2 separate regions of the Homo sapiens genome follow, and region 2 is linked to region 1. Evidence: chromatin contacts called from ENCODE Hi-C data. All regions are on one chromosome and are shown on one strand. The core of a region is the stretch at or near the end of the contact, and the rest is flanking DNA. Distances in the headings are between cores, read along the strand shown. Region 1 overlaps FHIT (fragile histidine triad diadenosine triphosphatase). Region 2 holds the start of PTPRG (protein tyrosine phosphatase receptor type G).

The links. A loop is a pair of places that touch in the nucleus more often than their neighbours do.
Region 2: a loop to region 1 is called in a map of chondrocyte, with 2.7 times the contacts of the local background. The contact joins the promoter of PTPRG here to the enhancer-like site in region 1. A Hi-C loop is called at or near these places in 1 of 168 maps with a recorded cell type or tissue (chondrocyte).

What each region holds. Positions count from the first base shown.
Region 1 is chr3:60,586,962-60,590,364 of GRCh38, reverse strand. The region is part of intron 4 of FHIT (fragile histidine triad diadenosine triphosphatase); the gene reads left to right. Among named protein-coding and RNA genes, the nearest start is that of MIR548BB, 29 kb to the left of the region's middle. Within about 2 kb of position 1,449, at least 2 of the 41 ENCODE cell types and tissues checked have a DNase peak (open chromatin) inside an H3K27ac peak, as active enhancers do.
Region 2 is chr3:61,560,122-61,563,427 of GRCh38, reverse strand. It overlaps PTPRG (protein tyrosine phosphatase receptor type G), which reads right to left and starts at 1,857. Exons shown (of 30, transcript NM_002841.4): 1 at 1,056-1,857. The coding sequence starts at 1,140. RefSeq lists an enhancer at 3,080-3,306.

The sequences.
Region 1 (3,403 bases), core at 200-2,699:
GGTTCTAGTTTGCTGCTGTGGCGATTAGTAACAGCATTTGTAGTATGAATTTTGATTAACTTTTGAATCCATGAAGCAGACCACTGAGTCTGTGAGTAGATGTCATTTGAATTAGATCTTTGATGTCCGCCAAGGTGGTCTGATCTGAAGCGTTCCACAGAGTTCCTCCCTTCTTGCAGACTTGAGCAAGAAAAATTTGGTTCATAATATTTAAAAAAATTTCTAATTGAATTACAATTTTAAATCGTTAACTTATTAGAGAAAAATTATTTTGCAATTTATTTTTAAAACTTGGAAGAGTAAAATTAAAAGAGGACTCCTTCCAGCAGTCTTGTAGATGTGTCCTCTCTTGGAGGCATCACTGTTCACCTGTGTTAGCAGGCCCAGAAACTAAAGTTTGTAAATTTACCCAGAGTTGAAGAGGGTCAAGGCCACAGATTCATACTTACCTAATGCATAAGAAGATGATAAATTAGAATGCCAATGTATTCATTCTCCAGGAGAAATATAGCTGCCAAGTTACATTCATGTTTGCTGGTCAGCACTTTCTCCAGTAAGAAGTCGAAGTGGCAAATTAAATCACAATCAAAAATATACTGCTTTGGTGAAGGTGTGGGGGAAACAAGTAGTATCATATACTATTAATAGAAGTTTAAATTGCTACAACTTCCTGGGAGGGAAAATTTGGCAATATCTCAAAAGTGCCTGTATCCTTTGCCCTTGCCATTTTGCTTCCACAGAGTTATCTTAAAAATATATCCCCCGACGTGGACAAAGCCATATGAAGAAGAGTGTTCCTTATAGCATCATTTCTATTAGCAAAGGATTAGAAAAAGTCTAAATGTTTATTAAAGTGAACTGGTCAAATACATGGACTGTGATGATGTTCAAAAGAACGATGTAAATGTGTATGTACTGTGGAGAATGGCCTCCAGGATATGTTATTCTGGGAAAAGTGAAGGAGAGAACTGTGTGTATAATGGGCTTCCTCCCTTTGTATTAACAGGGAGGAGTTCACACAAATACAAGTGATTGGTTCTACAAAGTGTGTTTCTGAAGTGCCAGAAAGAAGTGGTTGGGCCTGGAAGGAAAACTCACTTTTCACTCCACGTGCTTTGCATCTGTTTGAATGTGTTGCCCTGTGCTTATTACCTTGTGCTTACATTGGGTTATACTTTTTCTCTCTCTATATAAAAAGGTTAATTTGACATTCAAATAGTTTCTCTATTTAAATCTAAAATTAGCACCAAGGAAGGTGGTCTTGTTACATAACCCTGTTGCTGAGTCACCTGTGACTCCAACGGGTGAGTCACCTGCCCGGTAGAACCCATAGGCTCCAACGAGGAGTCTTTCTCAGGAGAATGTCTTTATTCTTTCCTGGACTCATGCAGTCATTGTCTCACATATGTGTCATCATCATATTTATGACCAATTTTTCCTGGAGCTAAATGCTGAATTCTTAAACTTGGGAAACTTCTGACTTCCATAAGCAACACATATACAAGTCACTTCTTAGGGTAAGGTGAATCTGGTGTAAATTACAATCACCAGGACAGGCATGATGGCTCACACCTGTAATCCCAACACTTTGGGAAGCTGAGGCCAAGAGGATCACTTGAGCTTGAGAGGTTGAGGCTGTAGTGAGCCATGATCATGCTACCGCACTCCAGCCTAGGCAACAGAGCAAGACCCTGTCTCAAAAATAAATGAATTAAAAAAATTATAGTCACGAGAGGAGTGTGTGCAAATGCAGTCTTGGATCCCACCCCAGAGGTTCTGAATCAGTTGGTCTGGAGTGGGCTCAGGGACCCCCAGCCTGAGAAGATTCTAATGCAGATGATCTCTATACCCTTCCTTCCCTCCTTCCATTCCTCTCTCCCTCCTTCGATTCTTTTTCTCCCTTTCTCCTTCCCCTCTCTTTCTCCTTCCCCTCTTTATTTTCTTCTCTTCCTTTGAGAATTTTAGAGAGTGGCATTTTTCACATTCCGTACTTAGATTTCAGTCATTTGACTGTTTGTTCTTCCTTTATTGAAGATATATATTTTAAAGAAATCAGTAAATTGTTAGTAACTTCATTTGTTCTGTGTCAGTTGATCTTTAGTGGATATAGGGAGAAAAGAAAATGAAAATATGATCAAGTTCAGCTGCCTTAAGGGCTGAGAGAATGGCCCTTCCAAGTGCTCAGCTTGTAATGAGACCCAGATTATTATGCATAATCATCTCAGCCTAAATCCTTCTTGGTCCACGTGAATGATGGAAGATGGTAATTTGTCTCTAAGAGCAAGGAAGAAAGAACATTTGAGTTAAGTTATGGACAGCTGACCTTTGTTTTTAATCACAACTGCTTTTAAATGGTAATAGCTAGGGAAAAGGCATGACAGAAGAGTGGTGGAAGGGAAAAAAAAAAGGAGAAGGGGCATTGCATGATCTTTGGAGTCAGGCAGACTTGCCTCCTGATACAGATTCTACCCCAGCCAGGCTGTGTGATCTTTGACATGAGACGGAACTTCTCTGTGCCAAGTCTGTGAAATCAGGATAATAAGACAACCGATGTTACCATGGTCAGAGGATAAAATAAAAATATAGGCATACAGCCTAGCATAGTGCCTGGCATTAGCAGAAGCTCAATAAATAGTGGTTAATTATATTAATAAAGCAGCAGGTAATGGAGGTAGAAATAACTACATGGGCTTGTTAGTGGAACTGCGTGGCTTCTAAGGGCCTTCATCCTCACTGTCAGGTTTTACGCCTCAACTGTAGGGACAAAAGACATTTCTCTAAATTCCTTTCTTTATCCCGGTGAATATCAGGTGATTACTTTTTTCTCTTTTTGAGTTTTTTTTAAATTTTATTTTAAGTTCCAGCATACAAGTAAAGAACAAGCAGGTTTGTTACATGTTACATATGTGTGCCATGGTGGTTTACTGAACCTACCAACCCATCATCTAGGTTTTAAGCCCTGCATATATTAGCTATTTGTCCTAATGCTCTCTCTTCCCTTGCTCCCCACCCGCCAACTGGCCCCAGTGTGTGATGTTCCCCTCCCAGTGTTCATGTGTTCTCATTGTTCAGCTCCCACTTATGAGTGAGAACATGTCGTGTCTGGTTTTCTGTTCCTGTGTTAGTTTGCTGAAGATGATGGTTTCCAGCTTCATCCACGTCCCTGCAAATGACATTATCTCATTCCTTTTTTGGCTGCATAGTATTCCGTGGTGTATATATACTACTTTTTCTTTATCTAGTCTGTTATTGATGGGCATTTGGGTTGGTTCCATGATTACTTTTCTGATAGAGAGCTTAGATGGAAGGAAATAATTTTTTAATAAATTTGTAATCCTAGGCAGGATGTTTGAATTTTTTAAAATTTTTATTTTAGGTTCAGGGGTACAGGTGCAGGTTTGTT
Region 2 (3,306 bases), core at 608-3,107, 970 kb before region 1:
CTCTGCCCTCCCCAGGGGAGAGAGGAGGGGGAACTGCCAGCTGAGAGCTGGAAGTGGAGGGTCGCCGAGCCGCACACCGTTACGTGCGGTGATTTATTCTTATCAACGGCCAGTATTGTTCCTGTCTTAACCTGGCCAGAAAGGAGCGAGACTGGGTCTGCCAGCCGCGAACAGCCTGCAAAAGGGCAAAGATGAAGGTAGGCAGGGCGCGCGAGACAGGAAAAAAATCAGCCCCGGCGCGAACAGCAACCCGGCCGCCGAAACCGCCCCGGCCGCCGAAACCGCCCCCGCCCCCTCCCCGCGTCCAGACCCAGGCAATCCAATCGAGCAGAGCAGCGGAGGGAAAGGGCCACGGGCCGGGGCTAGGGGAGACACGGATCTCTCCGAAACCGCCTGCGCCCTGCCGTCTCACTGCGCCCAAGGAGGCTGCCTCACGCCGGCACCGAAGTGCTGCCCGCGCCCCAGCCCCCAGAGAGAGGGAGGACGCCCCCGACCCAGAACGCAGGCTGCTCCCCACACATCCTCAGTCCTCCGCAGCCAGCCTCCGACTTCCATTCCCCGAAACCTAGCCCTCCCAAAGGGATGGAGAACAGCAAAGCAAACCCCCACCTTCTGAGTTCCTTCAATACCCGCCAGAGCGAGGGGGCTCATCCCGGGCCCCCCAAACCCACAGAAGCATCCTTTCCATGGCCTCAGTCTCCCCAACCGCCCCACAACTCGAGTTCTCCCGATCGGCGACGAGTCAGCAAAGCAAGTCCCCCTTTCTCCCGATTCCAGCTCCCCAGGACCCCCAAAAGGGAGCGGGAGCAGACCCCCGCGTCCCCCAGCCCCCTCCCCGGCCAGCCCCTGCCTCCACCTTCCTCGACCACTAGCCTGCCTCCCTAAACATCATCCAAGCCAGCGGAGCAATCCTTTTCTCCTATCCGGGCGCCGGGCCACCCTCCACCCTCTCCAGGGTCTCCCGGACGGGCGCCGGAGCTCCGCGCCCAGGCGACAACTCCGCATCCCCAACGCGCGCCGGCCGGGGCCGCATCCCCTCGGCGGCCGGCACTCACCGGGGAAGCACACGACATAATGGAGCACGGAACTGGTGATTTTCAGGAACAAAATCCACCAACACGGTTCCAGTAACCTCCGCATGTCCGAAAACGCACATCGAAAAGAGGAAAGCAGGGAGGTAAACTTGTTGAATAAGTTCTTGCCTCCGTGCGAGCCTCCGCTAAGCCGGGGCGCTTCCCCGGCTCGCCCGCTCCACGGGCCCCCCGCGCTCGGCGGCCCGAGTCCCCTTGGAATCCGGGAAGCCGCCGAGCGCCCCCCGGAAAATCTCAAAAAGTGACCGGGAACGCAGAGCCACGCTGGGGACGATCCTCTCGGCGGAGAAAGGCTGCTTTCCGTTTAAAAAGGAGAGAGCCGATCGGGCAGGGCGCGGAGTCGGCGGCCGGCGGCGATGCCCCGGGCCTGGGGCAGGCAGGGACCGCGGGCGGCGGCGGCGAGCAGCCGAGGATCCCCAACTTGAGTCGGCAGCGCAGCACAGCCCGAGAGCCGGCGGGCGGCGGCGGGGCTGAGCGCGGCGCGGCGTCTCCGGGCTTCAGGCAGGCAGCTCCTTCCAGGGCCCCGGGAAGGAAGGAGGCATGTTTGCGAGAGGGGAAGGGGAGGGGAGAGGCAGGGGGAGCGGAGAGCCCCCCAAAATAGAAACGGCCGGAGGAAACGGAGGAAAACACAAAGGATCTCAGAGGGGCGCTGGGGCGAGGGCGCCTTCAGTCCATGCTCCTGAAAGTTGTGGCTCCGGCGCAGGCTGGGAAGGAACGAAGAGCGCGGGGCTGGAAACTGGCCATGCCTCCATACAGGAAGTAACATGTGAGCATGGATCCTGGCAGAGACTTTAAAGCCGGCGAGCGAAGGAGCGAGCGAACAGGGGGCGCGCGGTGGCGGCGGGGGCGCGCAGCCCGGGCCAGCTGGCGGCGGGCGCGCGCTCTCCGCGTTCTTAAAGCAGCCGCGCTTGGCTCCCGCCTTGCGCTGGGTCCCTCGGCTCTGCTCTCTCCGCGCGGCCTCTACTGGGACAGTTTGGGGACTGGGGGCGATTGTAGCCCGTGCGCGGAGAGAGGAGGGAGGCTGCCTTCTGGGGCCGGCTTGTTTTTTGCTGGATTCCCGTTGTTCGAGCTCTTAAAAGACGCCGCACGGTGCTCGGGTTTGGCGAGATCCTCCGCGCAGCTCGCGGATCCCGGACTTGAGGGGCCCCTCGCCCTGGCGAGGGGAAAGGGGGAGGGCGGACAGCTGCCTTTTTAAAGCGATGGGGTTTTCTGTTCGGCTTCACTGCCCTGGCATTTGCAGCGGTGAGGCTCACCGTCTGCGGCTCCTGTTCGCGCCTCCAACACAGCGCATTCCCCCGCCGGGAAACAAAGCCGAGCGGCCTTTGCACTCCGGCTACATTGAGATTTAATTTTTTTTTTTTTTCTTTTTCGGGCTTTCATTGGCCCAGTCCAAGGCTGGGGAAAGTGGGGGAGGGGAGGAATGTCGATCCCAGGATTGCGAAATCTAGCCCTTCCGAGCCCCGCATCCCCTTTCCCGGCGCCACGATGGATCGGTGGCGGAGTTTCCCCAACTCGCAGCTTCTCTGGAGAAGGTTCCCGCACCCCGGTTTGGCCGCGGGGAGGGCGCAGGAAGTGCGCCTCTTACACCCTGCAGGGTGAAAGCAGCGCCGCGGGGCCGGACTGATTTCCTGGCAGCTACCCGGGGAGCGGCTGCTTCTTTAGCAATCGGGGAGAGGCGTCCGGGGGAAATGGGAGGACTAGGCTTATCTGTAATGAGTTTTGTCCCTTGGCTCTCGGTAAGAAGATCTTTATCGCTTAGACTTCTAAGCGCCCTATTTTACATTCTTAACGCTGGGGCTAAAAGTGGGGGAGGCGGGCTTTCGAGTAAATGTGTAACTGAGCCAAGGTAATTAGCCGTTTGACATTTTTTGCCTAATTTTTCTGCCTGTGTTTCAAAGCGATCTTGACGTGGGATTGTTTTGTTTTGTTTTGAGACGGAGTCTCGCTCCGTCGCCCAGGCTGGAGTACAGTGGCTCGATTTCGGCTCACTACAACCTTCGCCTCCCGGGTTCGGGCGATTCTCCTGCCTCAGCCTCCCGAGTAGCTGGGACTACAGGCGCCCGCCACCACGCCCGGCTGATTATTTTTTTGGTGGTTTTTTTTGTTTGTTTTTTGTTTTATTTTGGTTTTTTTTGTAGAGGCGGGGTTTCACCGTTTTGGCAAGGCTGGTCTCGAACTCCTGACCTTGTGATCCGCCTGCCTCAGCCTCCCAAAG